Linked DNA regions of Mus musculus: region 2 is linked to region 1. Evidence: chromatin loops called from intact Hi-C (ENCODE). Cell type or tissue: left cerebral cortex. All regions are shown on one strand. Each heading gives the region's core, and the rest is flanking DNA. Links, peaks and the distances in the headings are about the cores only.

Evidence for each region. Peaks named below come from ENCODE experiments on the same cell type or tissue, not always from the same donor. Only the 100,000 strongest peaks of a DNase experiment are listed, where the experiment ranks them.
Region 2: it touches region 1 in a loop (2.1-fold over the local background); 2 of 42 quality-filtered maps call a loop at or near these places.

The regions. Positions count from the first base shown.
Region 1 is chr4:16,849,409-16,857,651 of GRCm38, reverse strand. No RefSeq gene overlaps it. Among named protein-coding and RNA genes, the nearest start is that of Gm23975, 8.3 kb to the left of the region's middle. In left cerebral cortex, for the core only: no CTCF peak of the experiment used is centred there; a DNase peak (open chromatin) is centred at 4,770; H3K27ac peaks cover 1,694 bases.
Region 2 is chr4:16,695,060-16,703,302 of GRCm38, reverse strand. No RefSeq gene overlaps it. Among named protein-coding and RNA genes, the nearest start is that of Gm24978, 23 kb to the right of the region's middle. In left cerebral cortex, for the core only: no CTCF peak of the experiment used is centred there; a DNase peak (open chromatin) is centred at 2,927; H3K27ac peaks cover 659 bases.

The DNA of each region.
Region 1 (8,243 bases), core at 3,608-6,107:
ACCCAGAAAATATTCCAACATGTAATAAGGACATATTCTCCATTATGTTCATAGCAGCCTTATTTATAATAGCCAGAAGCTAGAAAGAACCCAGATGTCCCTCAACAGAGTAATGGATACAGAAAATGTGGTACATTTACACAATGGAGTACTACTCAGCTATTAAAAAGAATGAATTTATGAAATTCTTAGACAAATGGATGGATCTAGAGAATATCATCTTGAGTGAGGTAACCCAATCAGAAAAGAACACACATGATATTCAGTTACTGATAAGTGGATATTAGCCCAGAAGCTCAGAATCCTTCTTAGAATTGGGAACAAAATACCCATGGAAGGATTTACAGAGACAAAGTTTGGAGCACAGACTTAAGGAATGACCATCCATATTCTGTCCCACTTGCATATCCATCACATAAATAACCACCAAACCCAGACACGATGACAGATGTCAACAAGAGCCTGATCACATGGGCCTGATATAGCTGTCTCCTGAGGGACTCTGCCACTGACTGACAAATACAGAAGTGGATGCTCACAATCATCCATTGGATGGAGCACAAGGTCCCCAATGAAGAAGCTTGAGAAAGTACCCAAGGAGCTGAAGGGGTCTGAAGCCCCATAGGAAGAACATCAATATGAACTAACCAGTACCCCAGAGCTCCTTGGAACTAAACCACCAATCAAAGAAAACACATGGTAGAACTTGTGGCTCTAGCTGTATATGTAGCAGATGATTGCCTTGTTGGTCATCAATGGGAGGAGAGGCCCTAAGTCCTGTGAAGTTTCTGTGCCCCAGTATAGGGGAATGCCAGGACCGGGAATGGGATTGGTTGCATTGGGGAGCCCAGGGGATGGGATAGGGAATTTTCAGAGAGGAAACTAGGAAAGGCGATAACATATGAAATGTAAATAAAGAACATATCTAATAAAAAAATATTTAAAAAAAGAAGGAAAATGAACTTTTGAAATGACAGCTAACATTGACTTCTGGCCTGAACATGCCCCCACAAACACACACACTCAAAAAGAAAGAAGCAGATGTAATAGCAGCTCTGGGAATGTTTGAATGGAAAGAAATTAACACAACAGTGGAGAAGGTGGCAAAACAGAGTTGTTGAGGAGCAAATAGGAACAAAACTCAACAATATACACATGTCATACAATTATTACTTTGTATAATTTCTATAGAAAATTAAATGAGCTGGCAAGATGTATCAGTGGGGTAAGACACTTGCCTCCCAGTATGACAGCATGAGTTTGAACCTCAGGACTTCTGAATTTACAAGATTATTTTAAATATTTATTTTATTATTCATTAACAAATTATGCTTATTGCTTGGAGTGAATTAATGTAGCCTTAATTTCGAAGACTTTGGTTTGATTACAGATTTTCAATAACATGAGTCTAGGAAAATTCGTTGGAATTATATAACAAAAAGTAAATCATCAAATTGATTTTCTAATACCAAGTATCACCAAAGTCACATACATACAAACAACACTAAATGTTCTCAGCAAGTTTTATATCTGTACGTGTGTGTGTGTGTGTGTGTGTGTGTGTGTAACATTAATTAAGAAAAATAAGCAATGAATTTGAGAGGGAGGAACACAAGGGAGGCTAGAGGGTGAGAACATAGTGAAAATTCAGTGCACATACATTACATTTTTTAATTATAATAAAAAATAAATTAAAAAAATCACATCACTTCTTTTGTTTTTGTCATATCTCATGCTTTCCCAGATTTGAGTGAATTGTACTTACATAAGAAATCATTGTAATTGTTGCCATATAGCCAAAGTTTCATAATATGACTCAAGCTATTGTAAATTGCCTATAAGTGAAGATGAAAAGAAAGTTTTTTGTGATTGACTAAGCTGAGGAGTCCATGTACCTTCTAATGTTATAAATCAAGTCATCTTGTACAATCACTAACTATTAACTGTTAACAGATGATTTTTCTGTCCTGTAAGAAAGGTTCACCATAGCATCAGTAATAGTGTCAGGCTTTGGAACTTCCCTTTGAGACGGATCCCAAATTGGGCAGGTCACTGGACAACCTTTTCCTCAGTCTCTTTTCCATTTTTTATCTTTGCAGTTCTTTCAGACATGAACAATTCCTGGTCAGGGTTTTTGACTGTGAGAGGCCCAGCAAGCTGCTGACTGAGACAGATACAGGTACTTATATCCAACAAATAGACTGAAGTCAGGCCTCCTGTTATTGAATGAGGAAAAGGCTGGAAGAAGCTGAGGAGGAGAGCAATCCCATAGAAAGACCAGCAGTCTCAACTAACTTGGACCCCTGAGATCTCTGAGGCACTGAGCCAACAAACAGGCAGTATACATGAGCTGATCTGAGGCCCCCAACAAATATACAGCAGAGGACTGACTGCTCTAACCTCATTGGGGGAAGATGCACCTAACCCCCAAGAGACTTGAGGCCCCAGGGACTGGGGAGGCCTGGTGGGGTTGGAGGAACAACTTCTTGGAGAGAGGGAAGAAGGAATGAACTGAAGAACTGTGGGAGGGTGTACCAGGAAGGGGATAATGACTGGACTGTAAAAAAAAATAAAGGTAATTATTTAAAAAGAGAGAGAGAAGTTCACCAATTACAAGATACAAAAGGTAGAGAATTTCTACCACCTTCCACATTACTCGTGGATTCAAAATATTGTTATGTCAGTGGAAATTTGACTGTGACAGCAAGAAGCATTTTCAGAAGCTAAGAAAACTGGGATGAATACATGGAATCCATGAATGCATTTCCAAATTTCTCTGTAATCTGCCACACATGTATTTGGGACTAGCAATCTAAAAGTACCAGAATATGCAACAAGAAATGCTTCTATAGTATAACTTACTTTTATAATTGTAAATGTAAATATATTTAAAATATTTAAAGTTCAATCCTGCTAACAGGATTCTGAATCAGCAGTTATCAGGGAAATGAATAATACATAGAAATTTTAAAGTAAAAACTTATAATACATTTTAATTTACTCTCACTATAATTTCTCCCGACTTTATCCCTCAACACTGAATTCTTTGCAATGTTGGTAAAATATTGATAAGTTTATCAATAAACATAGAAAAGTAAACTTAATAGTATATGGAATGCTGAGAGATTATTTTTAACAATTCAGCCAGAGCCAAGATAAATTGTTTGCAATGATTTTAAGCAATCTTCCTAGAGTCCTCAGCCATATCTTATCTACAAGTATGAAGAAAAAAAAAAGAGAGAAAAACTCAAAAATGTCAACTCAATACGATTCCATAGAACTTTTCTAATGTTAAAATAAAATTTCCACTTTCCAGGGGAATGATAGAATGGGCAGTCCTACAGCTAACCCATAGCTCTGGAGGCAAATTGCTTGCATTTGAACTGTGAGATATCTCCAGTCATTAGTTGGATGATCTTCACTAACTCATAATCATTTCTCTCTTCTCATCTATAGGATAGTACAAATTATCAGAACCATCTTCCATGTGATACATAGCTTTCTCTTATTAGTTCTTCAGTCTCAAAAAATAGTACAAATTAACCAACTATAGGCTCATTTGTACAGCAAAAAGACCAAGCTGGGCATGGTGGCACACGCCTTTAATCCCAGCATGGGAGGCAGAGGCAAACAGATTTCTGAGTTCGAGACCAGCCTGGTCTACAAAGTGGGTTCCAGGACAGCCAGGGATACACAGAGAAAAAAAAAAAACAAAAAACAAACAAACAAAACAACAAAAAAAACATCAATCTCTTTCCTAAATAAATTTTACAAAATGTGCCACAATGGAAGTGACTCATGACACTTTAAAGAAGTATTATCTAAGAAAAAGAACAATACCATGACCAATGTGTTCCCTACTTTCATTTCTCTGGAATGAATACTTCATGGATTTGACTGACAAATACATCTTGTTCCATGAAGTATGCTTGGAAATAAAGGTCACACCCACTAAAGTAAAGAAGCATATAGGACTTGAGTCCCCAACACTGTGATTGTAATTCCAACACAACAAGGACACACACACAAGCATAAAACAAGAAAGGTTCATTTTGTTGTAGATGTTACCTCCCATTATGGCAATACAGGTAGTTTTGCTCCACATTGACACGAATCATAAACCATATGGCCTAAAGGGGCCTTATCAAAGGACAAAGCTAAATCAATTCTTACTATACCCGAACAATATGATTAGAAAGAGAAGAAACAACGTATATCAGCCCACATAGGCTTCTTTCCAGAACTGTCACACCATTTCATCACATTTAGCTAGTTAAAGTAAATCTTAACCCTATTAAATAGTCATGTCTGACATCAAGGCTATAATCCCATCCTTTACCAAGAAGGAAAGGACTCAAAAATATCAAGGACTATTGAGGATGACAAGCTTCTACGATGGAATTCTTATGATTAAGTTCTCTACCTGTTTGGTACACTATTACATGTATTCCTTATAATTAATACAAAACTGAACTATAATCCTTCAGATAGATTTAGTAACAAGGATTTCATGAGATGGGATACATAAAGCGTCTGATGTAGAGCTTGGCACTGGACAAGCATGGGGTGGAAATTCTGATCACTGCACTGTTTCAATCCATTAGAGCACAGTGTTTCTCAGAGGAGAATATCTAAGCTGTGACTAGTAGATACCACTGTAGCTCTATGTATGTGATATCTCTGAAGTCAAAAAAATCATTGTCTAAAAATTAAATGTGAGAACAGTCTAGCCGACAAGCAATACTTGGCAGTGTGAATTTTGGCACGAGTGTGGAGTGTAAGAAAGCCTTCTGCCGCTGCTGTCATCGCTTCCATGTGCCTGTGTCTTAGAAACCTATTTGAGAAGAATATGATGAAGTTCTCTCTTTGCCAGCTGCAGTACCTAAAAGAACTTCTCAGCCTATATCCTAAAAAACAGTCCTTTCTTATTGCAGTCTCAAATTTTCACAAAGACCAGAAAATTGACCACTGCAAAGTGGCCTCACACCTTGTTCAGATAGACAGATATTTTCTTATCATATCTTAAAATAGTGGGAGAAATTGTAAATGCATGATCTTTGGAGAAATGCCTTCAGCCCCAACTTTAAACCCAAGCTGCGGTTTCTAACAGCCTGAACTGACATGGAGAATGTATTATATCAAGCAGGCATTCTGTTGTTTTAGTTTTAGTAATATCATTATTACTTTTCTGTTTTTAATTTTCAATCACTGTTTACTTTTTTAACAATGGAAAATTGTAGGTCTCTTTCTAACAGCCTAAAATACAACAATGTCTATCTACTCTTTATAGGCAAAAAATTAATCTATCCACATCTTTTTATGCATATTATACTGCATATAATGCTGAGAGCTTTGTTTTCCTGCTTATTCCAAATATTTCTGATATGACAACATTTAGGAATATTTCATCTCTCTGTAACACAATCACCTTAGGTAATCTTCAAAGAGACTCATTAAGAAATCTGATAATAAATTGTATTTAATTGAACTTTGAAATAGAATAAGAAAAAAAAAAGCAATCTTCTAGCCCCTTTATTTTGATGGCTTATAATTCATGTTACAAGTTACAAGTATCTTTTCAATATTGGACACAAGCTCACTTCTCTACCTTTACCTAACATCAAATATAGCATCGGTTCTTACTAGTAGAACAGTATGAGAGTTTTAATAGTAAGATTGATCTGTGTGGCATCTCACAGTATAGTCTCTGTTGACAGCATGAGTACTCAAGTTTCTTGACTCAGAATTGCATCAGTGAGCATTGTGAAAAAGTGAGTGACCCTTCCAAGGGGAACATTTCTAACCCTGTCCACCAAATAGACATTCTGAGTTACAAAGCTAGTATGAATCAGATAATACAGGTTACAACGTAAACCAGGACATTGTGAAGTTGTGACCATTGTAGAGGCCCACAGCTTTCAGGCATTGTGGCCTATGTGGAAACTTGGACTTTGGATCTTCAAGGCTATATTTTCTGAGCATATCATAGATGCAAAAAGACACTTCTCTAAGAACAGAAATCTAATGTAGCAAGAAAAACAAAAATGACATGGATAAGAAGTCCTCTCAGAGAAATGTTCTTCAAAAATCCACATAATCTAACTCTATGAAATTGAGAGAAATTTTTTCAATTGACTTATCTCAGAGTAAGATCTCCCATGCTTGTGGATAAGCAGGATTAACATAGTAAAAATGGCCATCTTGCTGAAAGTAATATAAAGATTCAGTGCAATCTCCATCAAAACTGCAACTCAATTCTTCATAGAGTTAGAAAGAACAATTCCCAAATTCATCTGGAATAAAAAAAAAATCTGGTGGAATCACCATCCCTGACCTCAAGCTGTACTACAGAGCAATAGTGAAAAAACTGCATAGTATTGGTACAGTGACAGGCAGGTAGATCAATGGAATAGAACTGAAGACCCAGAAATGAACACACACACACCTACATTTACCTGATCTTTGCAAAGGAGCTAAAACCACCCAGTGGAGAAAAAAAGACAGCATTTTCAACAAACAGAGCTGTTTCAACTAGTGTTTAGCATGCAGAAGACTGAAAATCAGTCTTATCTTCTTGTACAAAGGTCAAGTCCAAGTGGATCAAGGACCTCCACATAAAACCAGATACACTGAAACTAACAGAAAAGAAAGTGGTTAAAGAGCCTCAAGCAGAGGGCACAGGGGAAATTTTCCTGAACAGAACACCAGTAGCCTAGGCTCTAAGATCAAGAATTGACAAATGGGACCTTATAAAATTACAAAGCTTCTGTAAGACAAAGGATACTGTCAATAGAACAAAATGGCAAACAACAAATTGGGAAAAGATCTTTACCAATACTAAATCTGATCGAGGGTTAATATCAAATATATGCAAAGAACTCAACAAGTTAGACTCCAGAGAACCAAATAACCCTATTTAAATTTATTTATTTATTTATTATATGTAAGTACACTATAGCTGTCTTCAGACACTCCAGAAAAGGGAGTCAGATCTCATTACGGATGTTTGTGAGCCACCATGTGATTGCTGGGATTTGAACTCCGGACCTTTGGAAGAGCAGTCGGGTGCTCTTACCCACTGAGCCATCTCACCAGCCCTTAACCCTATTTAAAAATGGGGTACAGAGCTAAACAAAGAATTCTCAACTGAGGAATACTGAATGACTGAGAAGCACCTAAAGAAATGTTCAGCATCCTTAGTCATCAGGGAAATGCAAGTCAAAATGACCGTGAGATTCCACCTCACATCAGTCAGAATGGCTAAGATCAAAAGCTTAGGTAACAGCAGATGCTGGTGAGGATGTGGAGAAAGAGGAACACTCCTACTTTGCTGGTGGGACTGCAAGCTGGAACAACCACTCTGGAAAACAGTTTGGTACTTCCTCAGAAAATCAGACATAGTACTACCTAAGGACCTACTAACACCACTCCTGGGAATATACCCAGCAGATGCTCTAATATGTAATAAGGACACATGCTACACTATGTTCGTAGCAGCTTTATTTATAATAGCCAGGAGCTGAAAAGAAGCCAGATGTCCCTCAACAGAGGAATGGATATAGAAAATGTGGTACATTCACACAGTGGAATGCTACTCAGCTATCAAAAACAATGAATTCATGAATTCTCAGGCAAATGGATGGAACTAGAAAATATCATCTTGAGTGAAGTAACTTAATCACAAAAGAACACACATGGTATACACTCACTGATTAGTGAGTAGTAGCCCAGAAGCTCAGAATACTCAAGATACAATTCATAGACCAAATGAAGTTCAAGAAGAAGGAAGGCCAAAATATTGATACTTCAGTCCTTCTTAGAAAGGGAACAGCTTTTCTTTCTGTTTTTAATAACATAGTTTTAAATTTAAGTGTGTGTGTGTGTGTGTGTGTGTGTGTGTGTGTGTGTGTGTGCATATGTGTGTGTGAGCCCACACGCGCACATGCATGTGTGTTGTGCTGTATTGTGTTGTGCAGGTGCCTCGGGAGAACACAAGAGAGCATTATATGTCCCTGCAACTACACTTGCAATTCACAGCTGTCTGGTACAGGTGACGAGAACTTAAGTAGGCTCCTCTATGAGAGGAGTAACTACTGGACCACCTGTCCAACCCTAGGCATTTCTTTCTTAACTTGAGTTCATGCTAGATTTGCTCTCCAACTGTAATTTTCTAAGAATTCTGAATTTATTTACTTCATTTTCACAATGGAGAGTAGGAGACTAAATGGGAAGGTAGAAGAGGA
Region 2 (8,243 bases), core at 1,866-4,365, 150 kb after region 1:
ATCATCCACACATAGCGATGCTTTGATTTCTTCTTTTCCAATTTCTATTCCCTTGATCTCCTTTTGTTGTCTTATTGCTCTAGCTCGAATTTTGAGTACTACTTTGAATAGATAAGGGGAAAGTGATCATCTTTTCCCAGATTTTAGTGGGATTGCTTCAAGTATCTCTCCATTTAATTTGATACTGGCTGTTGGCTTGCTGTATGTGGGTTTTCTTATGTTTAGGTATGGGCCTTGAATTGCTGATATCTCTAATACTTTTTACGTGAAAGGTTGTTGTGTTTTGTCAAATGCTTATTAAGATTCTAATGAGATAATGTGATTCTTTGAGCTTTTTTATATAGTATATAACATTAATGGATACTTATATATGAACCATCTATGTATTGCTGGGATGAAGTCTACTTGATCATGGTGGATGATGGTTTTGATATGTTCTTGGATTTGGTTTGCTATGATTTTATTGATTATTTACTTTCACATCAATATTCATAAGGGGAATTGGTCTGAAGTTCTCTTTCTTTGTTGGGTCTTTGTGTGGTTTAGGTACCAGAGTAACTGTGGCTTCATAGAATGAATTAGGTCGTGTTCCTTCAGTTTCTATTGTATAGAATAGTTTGAGACACAGCTGACTGAAACAGATGCTGATACTTACACCTAACCATTTGACTGTTGTCAGGGGCCCCTATAGGAATTAGGGGAAGGATGGAAGAAGTTGAAGAGGAGGTCAACTCCATAAGTAGATCAGCACTCTCAACCAACCTCAGCTCCTGGGAACACCCAGATACTGATCCACCAACCAGACAATACACAGAAGCTGGTCTGAGGCCCCTGACATATATAACAGAGGTCTGCCTGGTCTGACCTCAGTGGAAGAAGATGTGCCTAATCCTCAAGAGACTTGAGGCCTCAGGACAGGGATAGGGCTGGTGGGGACAGGAAGAATCCTCTCAGAGATGGGGAAAGGAAGGATACAATGCAGAACTGTGGGTGGGAGACTTGGAAGGAGGCAACAGCTGAATTTTTAATAACAATAATAATAATAGTTAGATATTATCTTCTATAATAAAAATAATATTTCTATTTGGGGGATGATTTATATATCCAATTCTGTAAAATCATTAGATACCATTCATTATTAGGAATTTTAGTAGATATCTAGAAATCACTGTTCTCATTAGAAATTTGATAATTTTAATCAAATTTGCTCAGTTGTTTGCTTTTGCCAAGTTTACAACACTGAGGATTAGAATACCTACTACAAGTCTTCCTCATAAGCATGACAAAATATACAGTGGACTACAAAATATTCTAAAATTTTAGTGAGGTATAGCCACTTTTTGTAAAACTTGTAATTCTTAAAGAGTAAAATATTCTAGTACAAAATTTGTCAATGCAATTATGTGCGTATACATGTATTTTAGGCTGAGTTATGTCATTCATTGTCTAAATACCTAATAAAGCACACTCAAGTACCTAACTGAATGTATGAACATATAAGTGGTCCATGAAACTTGGAGAAAACAAGCCCTTTGCCAGAGACTAAAAGTTAACATTATAAAGAAATAAATGTGTAACTCCTAGATGTTGATAAATTTGGATGCTAAAAATATGAACTATGAGAAAGACAGGTGCATATAACAAGTTGGATCTCTGAAGTAAAAGAACTTTGGAATGCTTGGGACTCTAGGGAATACTGCTACAGGGTGCCACCATAAATTATATCAGAATATTTAAAGCTTTCATTTCCTAATTTAAGAACAAGAGCTGACTCTAAACATCATGGAACTGGAAACAACAATTTAAACTATTGCTTAGAACATCCAATCCTATCAGCCAATGTTTGATCATTTGGCAAATATATTATGGGCAATCTGGTACAAGAATATAAGCCCATCCCAGAAACCAAGGACAGAGAAAGGATATAGCTTTGCAAATTTCCTTTAGGTGTGGAACAATCAAAACAACAGTCTGAAGGAATCATGTCCTTGACTATTCCAAAACATACATCACAATACCTTCTGATATAAGACTACATTTCTAAATGAGCAAGCATTACTGTTAATATAACTTTCATTTATATTCTCAGAGTGATGTAGTTTATACCATTCAACATATATATAATCTGTTTTAGTGTCAGAAAAGTAAATCTAAAAACTCTGGTTGCAACAACAAGCACCCAAGAACTATGGATGCATTCTTGATTCCTCTCTACTCTCTATGTCAACATAAGACCTGTCAGTTACTTGATAGTAGTGTAGATCCTGTGCTCTTTGTTAAATTGCTACTATCAACAGCCCTCTTAGACTCACCAAACTCCTTAACATAGACTGACATGAAAGACATCTCCATATATTCTCTTTTTGTTCTGACTTTCATTTGTTTCTAATCATAAACTTCTGTTCCTCAAAGCCTATTTATGGACTCCCATCATTCTGATGATAAAAGCCAAAATCTTGTGTCACTACATGATTTAGGCACTGCCTTCCATATTAGTATTTAGGAATATTTACAGACCAGAAATGTGGATAAATCTTATTTTGTCATACTCTTACAATCACTTGTATTTGTTCTTTATGATCACATCATACTAATAATTAGCCATTTATAGAAAGTGATCTTTTTTTATTACTTCATCAACATCTGTCTCCTTGCAAAATTGCAGGGTGCTCATAACCCTGATATCTGTGTGCACTTACTATTAACTGTATCCACTTTGCGTGGCAATGCTTAGACTTTTGAGGCAGAAGAAACAATATTTAGTATACAAATAAAAGAGAAATTGTTTGAATATTCATGAATACACCTAAGAAGTTATTACAATGAAGATTTGCTCCCACGTGATGTACTTTGTACCAGAAAAAAAAGTTGTATTACGATTTAGACTCCTTTAGATCTCAAATCCTTTCTAGGAAAGTTCATTTGAATATTCACACCTTCTCTTGCCAACATGTTTCAAATCACACACTAAGAAAATTCTGTGAACAGCTGGGTAGCATATATCATATTTCTTTCTTTTGCTTTCTTTATTTTTTCTGTTGCATAAAAAACTGGTAAAGATACAGCCCTGAAGTTCAGACCTGTGCACTCCTGCTTAAAGAGAAGATCAAATCTTATTTTTATTGAATTGGCTGGAAATAAACCAGTAAATAATGAATTCTAGAAAAATCATCTTAGTAATGATTAGATGTGGCTGGAGAAGTAACACCACTATGGTAGAGTGATTGCCTAAAATGCATACTGCCTTGGAGTCAGTGCCCAACACCACACACACACACACACACACACACACACACACAGAGGGGGGAGAGGGGGGCGCAGGTCCTAGACCATTATTTATGAAGCAAGCCAAAGCTGATAAAAAGTCATTCAACTTGGTGAAATCTGACAACCATTTCATAAAGTGAAGTTTGCATACTAAAGAAAATAAAAGGTCATATGCTTTCAAATGCAAACATTATGCTTTCAGTCTAACATTAATCATGCTAAGTTAAGAGAGTAAAAAAGCAAAAATACTAGCAGTAAAATCTTACCATTATATTCAATTACAAATAACAGGAAATCAAAACAATAAATTATTTTAGGGAATATTTAAAGACTATACAGTAATTAACAGTTAAGCAAGTGGGTACCATTTTAATGGCAGTATTTGAACAGATACAAAAAAGTCCATCTGAGTAAAGTATGATTCTTACTCCATAGATTATATAGCATAAAAATACAAGCTGCTTATGTAATAATATACATAAGGAATCATCATGAACTAAGAAAGCATGTATTTCTAGGACTTCCATAGGCAAGGACCACAAGCTGGGAGGAATATACAGCAGAAAAAAATGTTTCTGGAGTTATAAAGACTAAAATATCGTGACAAAATGAAGGCTTATTCTGATAGTGTCTCTTAGTTTATTGATGGATGTCTTCTTTTAATAATTATGATTATCCCTTCAATAGTTTTCTTATATATATATATATGTATATATATATATATATACATATATATATATATATGAGAAATATATTTATATAATATATATAATCATGTAGTCAACTATGCTTTAAGATTATTACTACAAATAGAGAAAATAAAATATACATTTCTTAAGTTTTAAACTGCATGTCAATTTAAATACCACAAGGAAATCTCATGTCATATTACCATATTAGTCCGTCTCAACCAGGATATAGTCTTTTGGTCCAGTGTATCCATGGAGTATGTTACTTGCCTAGTAGTATCTCAGTAGCCATCTTAGTTATGAGATCAGGTGTTAAGATATCTCTGTTTTAGTAAAATGAACTCTCTGCAACAGCCTAACAACTGCATTATTTATATCATTCACTTTGCTTCTTCCCATCACTTAGGAATTCTAGAAACTTATTCTATTACAGAAAAATAAGAGTAGTCATAATAAGATATTTTGAGAATGTTAGAGACAGAGACCAAATTCACATCTTCTATTACACTATTCATATGTCTATTTTATCATTATTACTCTTTTAACATGCCATATTTAAAATTCAACATCACCATAAAGTACATAGCTATAGGAACAAATATCACACATAGGTCTTCAATATTAGCTATATTCACTAGAATTCTGCAACTTCTGGATATAACTAGCTATCTTTGAATCCCTGCCTTGTGGATATCTGGTTAACTACTGTACCTTTTGCATATTACTCTAGGTCAACAAGGCACAGCGTTAGGTAACTATAACCCCAACATTAGGAATTGATACAAAAGCATCACCAATAGTTTACTGACAGACTAGGCTATAGACATAGATCCTATCTTATAATGGAAAACAACAACAACAACAACAAACCAAGCAGGCATTTTCTCCAAATGGAATCATATTTTTAGTTCTTAAGAGTTTGGGTTTTGTAGAGCCAACTCAGCCCAAGTTAATGTGAAAGTGTAGAGAAAGGAAGTAGATATACTACAGTTTCCTCCTACTTCCTACTTTTAAAATTGAGTTCTATTCAAACATTACAAAAATTTGTCCATACATTATACAGTATTATTTCATGAGAATGTTTATGTTGCTGTAGTTGGTTAATTTTCTATTCACCCTGGTGGCAGCAGTGCAAGTTCCTTACTGCTATCTCCAGTTTTCTTGATTCTTGAATAAAAGACAGACAGACAGACAGACAGACAGACAGACAGACACACACACACACACACACACACACACACACACACACACAAGGTCTTATATTTGATATGCCCTAATCAGCTCAATAGCAAGGCCACTCTAAACATCGATTTTGTTAACACTTCCCTTCCAATACTTCTGAATTATTACTTACTAAAATCTACATTCCATCTTTGCTACCCTAGACCCAGTGTGGGAGAAGAGGGGCTGCTTTTCCCACCTGCCTCTCTTCCAGCAGTTCTCAAATCTGGATCTTATTCTATTCATGGCAAGGTGATTCTGCACTTTCTTTGGTCCCTTTGACTGAAAATCCTAAAGTCCTGCCTGCTTCTGTCTCCCTGCCCAGACATTGGCTTCCAGCAACTTTATTTATCAATCAGAACCAGCTGGGGATAGGGACCCTCAGCATCTCACATGTAAGATTCTCATGCAATTTTGGAAACTCATAATGTAAGCATTAGACCAAATCCGCAACATGTTTAAGATTAAATCTGTGAATATTTTTTCTAAAAGAGGATCTTGTGTGTGTGTTTTTACCTTTTATTTTATTCTAGTCATTTTGAACAATATTTGAAGTTTTTCTCGGAACTCTCTATGTCTGACATTAGTAAAAAATGGTAAAAATAGATAAGATAATTGAAAAGTCTTGAGTCTATGATTCTTGAATCAATATTGTCTTTGGGGTACCTCAAAGAGCTTTCATTGGCAAGGCTTAGTTTTCTTTAAGGCCACTGAGAGTTTGACCATGCTCCACTGAATATATGGACAACACAAGTGTTAGATTTTCTTCTTCTTCTTCTTCTTCTTCTTCTTCTTCTTCTTCTTCTTCTTCTTCTTCTTCTTCTTCTTCTTCTTCTTCTTCTTCTTCCTCCTCCTCCTCCTCCTCCTCCTCTTCCTCCTCTTCTTCTTCCTTTACTTCTTTAATTTGGGGGACTAGATGTCATGGAGGTTGACCAGTACAGAACATGAGTGTAATCTGGATTTATGATACAAAATTTCAAACTAATCAAAAAAATATTAGATTAGAGACAAGAAAAAAGAAGTACATCTTTTGCCCCATTGCAATAAAACCTAATATGCCCCCAGGCTAAGTATCAGTTGCAGAATGCTGTTACCCAAACTTCAAATTTAATGGAATGGTCTTAAGGCAGTGAAGAGAATTAGGATCTCAATATCTGAGCTACTTCAACTTCACAGCATAAAGTCACTGAGAAAGAAATCATTTTTTACTTTCCTTTGTTGTGAACTTTACTTTCACTTTCTTATATTTTTAGCAGAAAAGAAATGTAAGCTCAAATTTACAGACTTTTTTAAACATTCGTTTATGACACTCAACAGACTTTAGAAAATGATGAAAAAAATTAAATTTAACTCTTGTGAAGGTTAAATGGTGGTGTGTCTATTTAGGTACTGTCTTTTTAAATTTAAGTTTGTTTGTTTTGTAATTTTATGCATAACTACTATATTTATACAATTAAGTCTTGTCCCTGTTTCTTCTCAAATTCCTCCCATGTTCCTCCCCTCTTCTCAAATTCATGACGTCTTTAATTATACACACATCCATAAAAACACACACGCGTGTACACACACACATAAATGTATATGAATACAACCTGTTAAGTCCACTTAATGTTGATATATATATATATATATATATATATATATATATATATATATATATGGTTAGGTCTGATGACTTGGGCTTGCATAACCTATGAGGCTCATTCCTAAAGAAGCCTGATCCTCTCTCAGCAGCCAGTAATATCCTGCAGCTCTTCACCTATAAATGGGGTCTTGGAATATGCTCTCTATTCAGATTAGAATGGCTACTAGTCACTGTGATATTCTTTTCTAGGCAGTCATATGTTGGTATTTTATGAGTATGGATTCTTTATTACACAGAATAAACTGTATGACAGTACACATCTTGGTCCATTGGCTCTTATAATCTTTCTGGACCCACATTTACTGTTACCTGAGCCATAGATAAAGGGATTTCAGTGTCTCCATCTACACCAAAAAAGAAGATTCTTTGACAGGGGTGAGAGCTTTACTTATCTGTACTCACAAAGACTGTCATTTAGAATGCACTCGGATACTAGTTTAGGAAAGTGACTGTAGTATGTCCTCCTCTAAGGTCATGTCCTCGATGCCACAGGTAGTTGACTAAGTTTGTAGTATCAAGCATTGACTTCTTCCTGTTGAGTGGGCAATACAATACATACAGTTCTTTTCAACTATGGAAAAGTGAAATTTGCAAGAAAATGGGTAGCATTAGAAAAGTTTCACCCAGTACCAATGCCAGATACCACAGGTATCATCAATTGTGCATACCAGCTCTGGATCTTTAGATGTGAGTATATAATCAGGAATAACCAGAAAAATCAGGAAAGGAAGATCTAGAAGAGAGCAAGAAGGCATTCACAGAGCAATATAATAGAATGCAGATACTATGAAAGGGGAAATGTGAAAATGGGAGAAGGCAAAACTTTAACTAAGGAAGGGGGGAGAGGGTAAAATGGAAAGGGAGGAGGGATAAACTAACAAACTACGTTTAAAACAGTATTATGATCTTGGGTCCCAGATGCCTCAGAGACTAGTCTGCACAGGTAAGAGTGCAGACTACAGAAGCAACACAGCTTCTGGGACAGGCAGAAGCTACACAGCCTCTGGGAAAAGACCCTGTTTCCAGCTCCAGACATCTGGACACGGTTTTCACCTTTCCATGTCCACGGGAGGACTCTTTCAGAGCAGGTGAGGGAGTCATCTTGGGTCCCGGGTACCTCAGAGACCAGTCTGCGGCAGGTCAGCTCACAGACTAAGAAGGGTGAGTGAGAAGACTGCAGAAGCAAAACAGCTTCTGAGACAGGCAGAAGCAACACAGCTTCTGGGACAGACACCATTTCAGACTCTAGACATACGGGCAACTTCCCTGCCAGAGGAGAGGTGTCCACATGGGAGGGCTCTTTCAGAGCAGGTGAGGTAGTCATCTTGGGTCCCGGATCCCTCAGAGACTAGTCTTCACAGGTGAGAGTGCTGACTGCAGAGGCAGCACATCTTCTGAGACAGGCCTTATTTCGGGCCTTC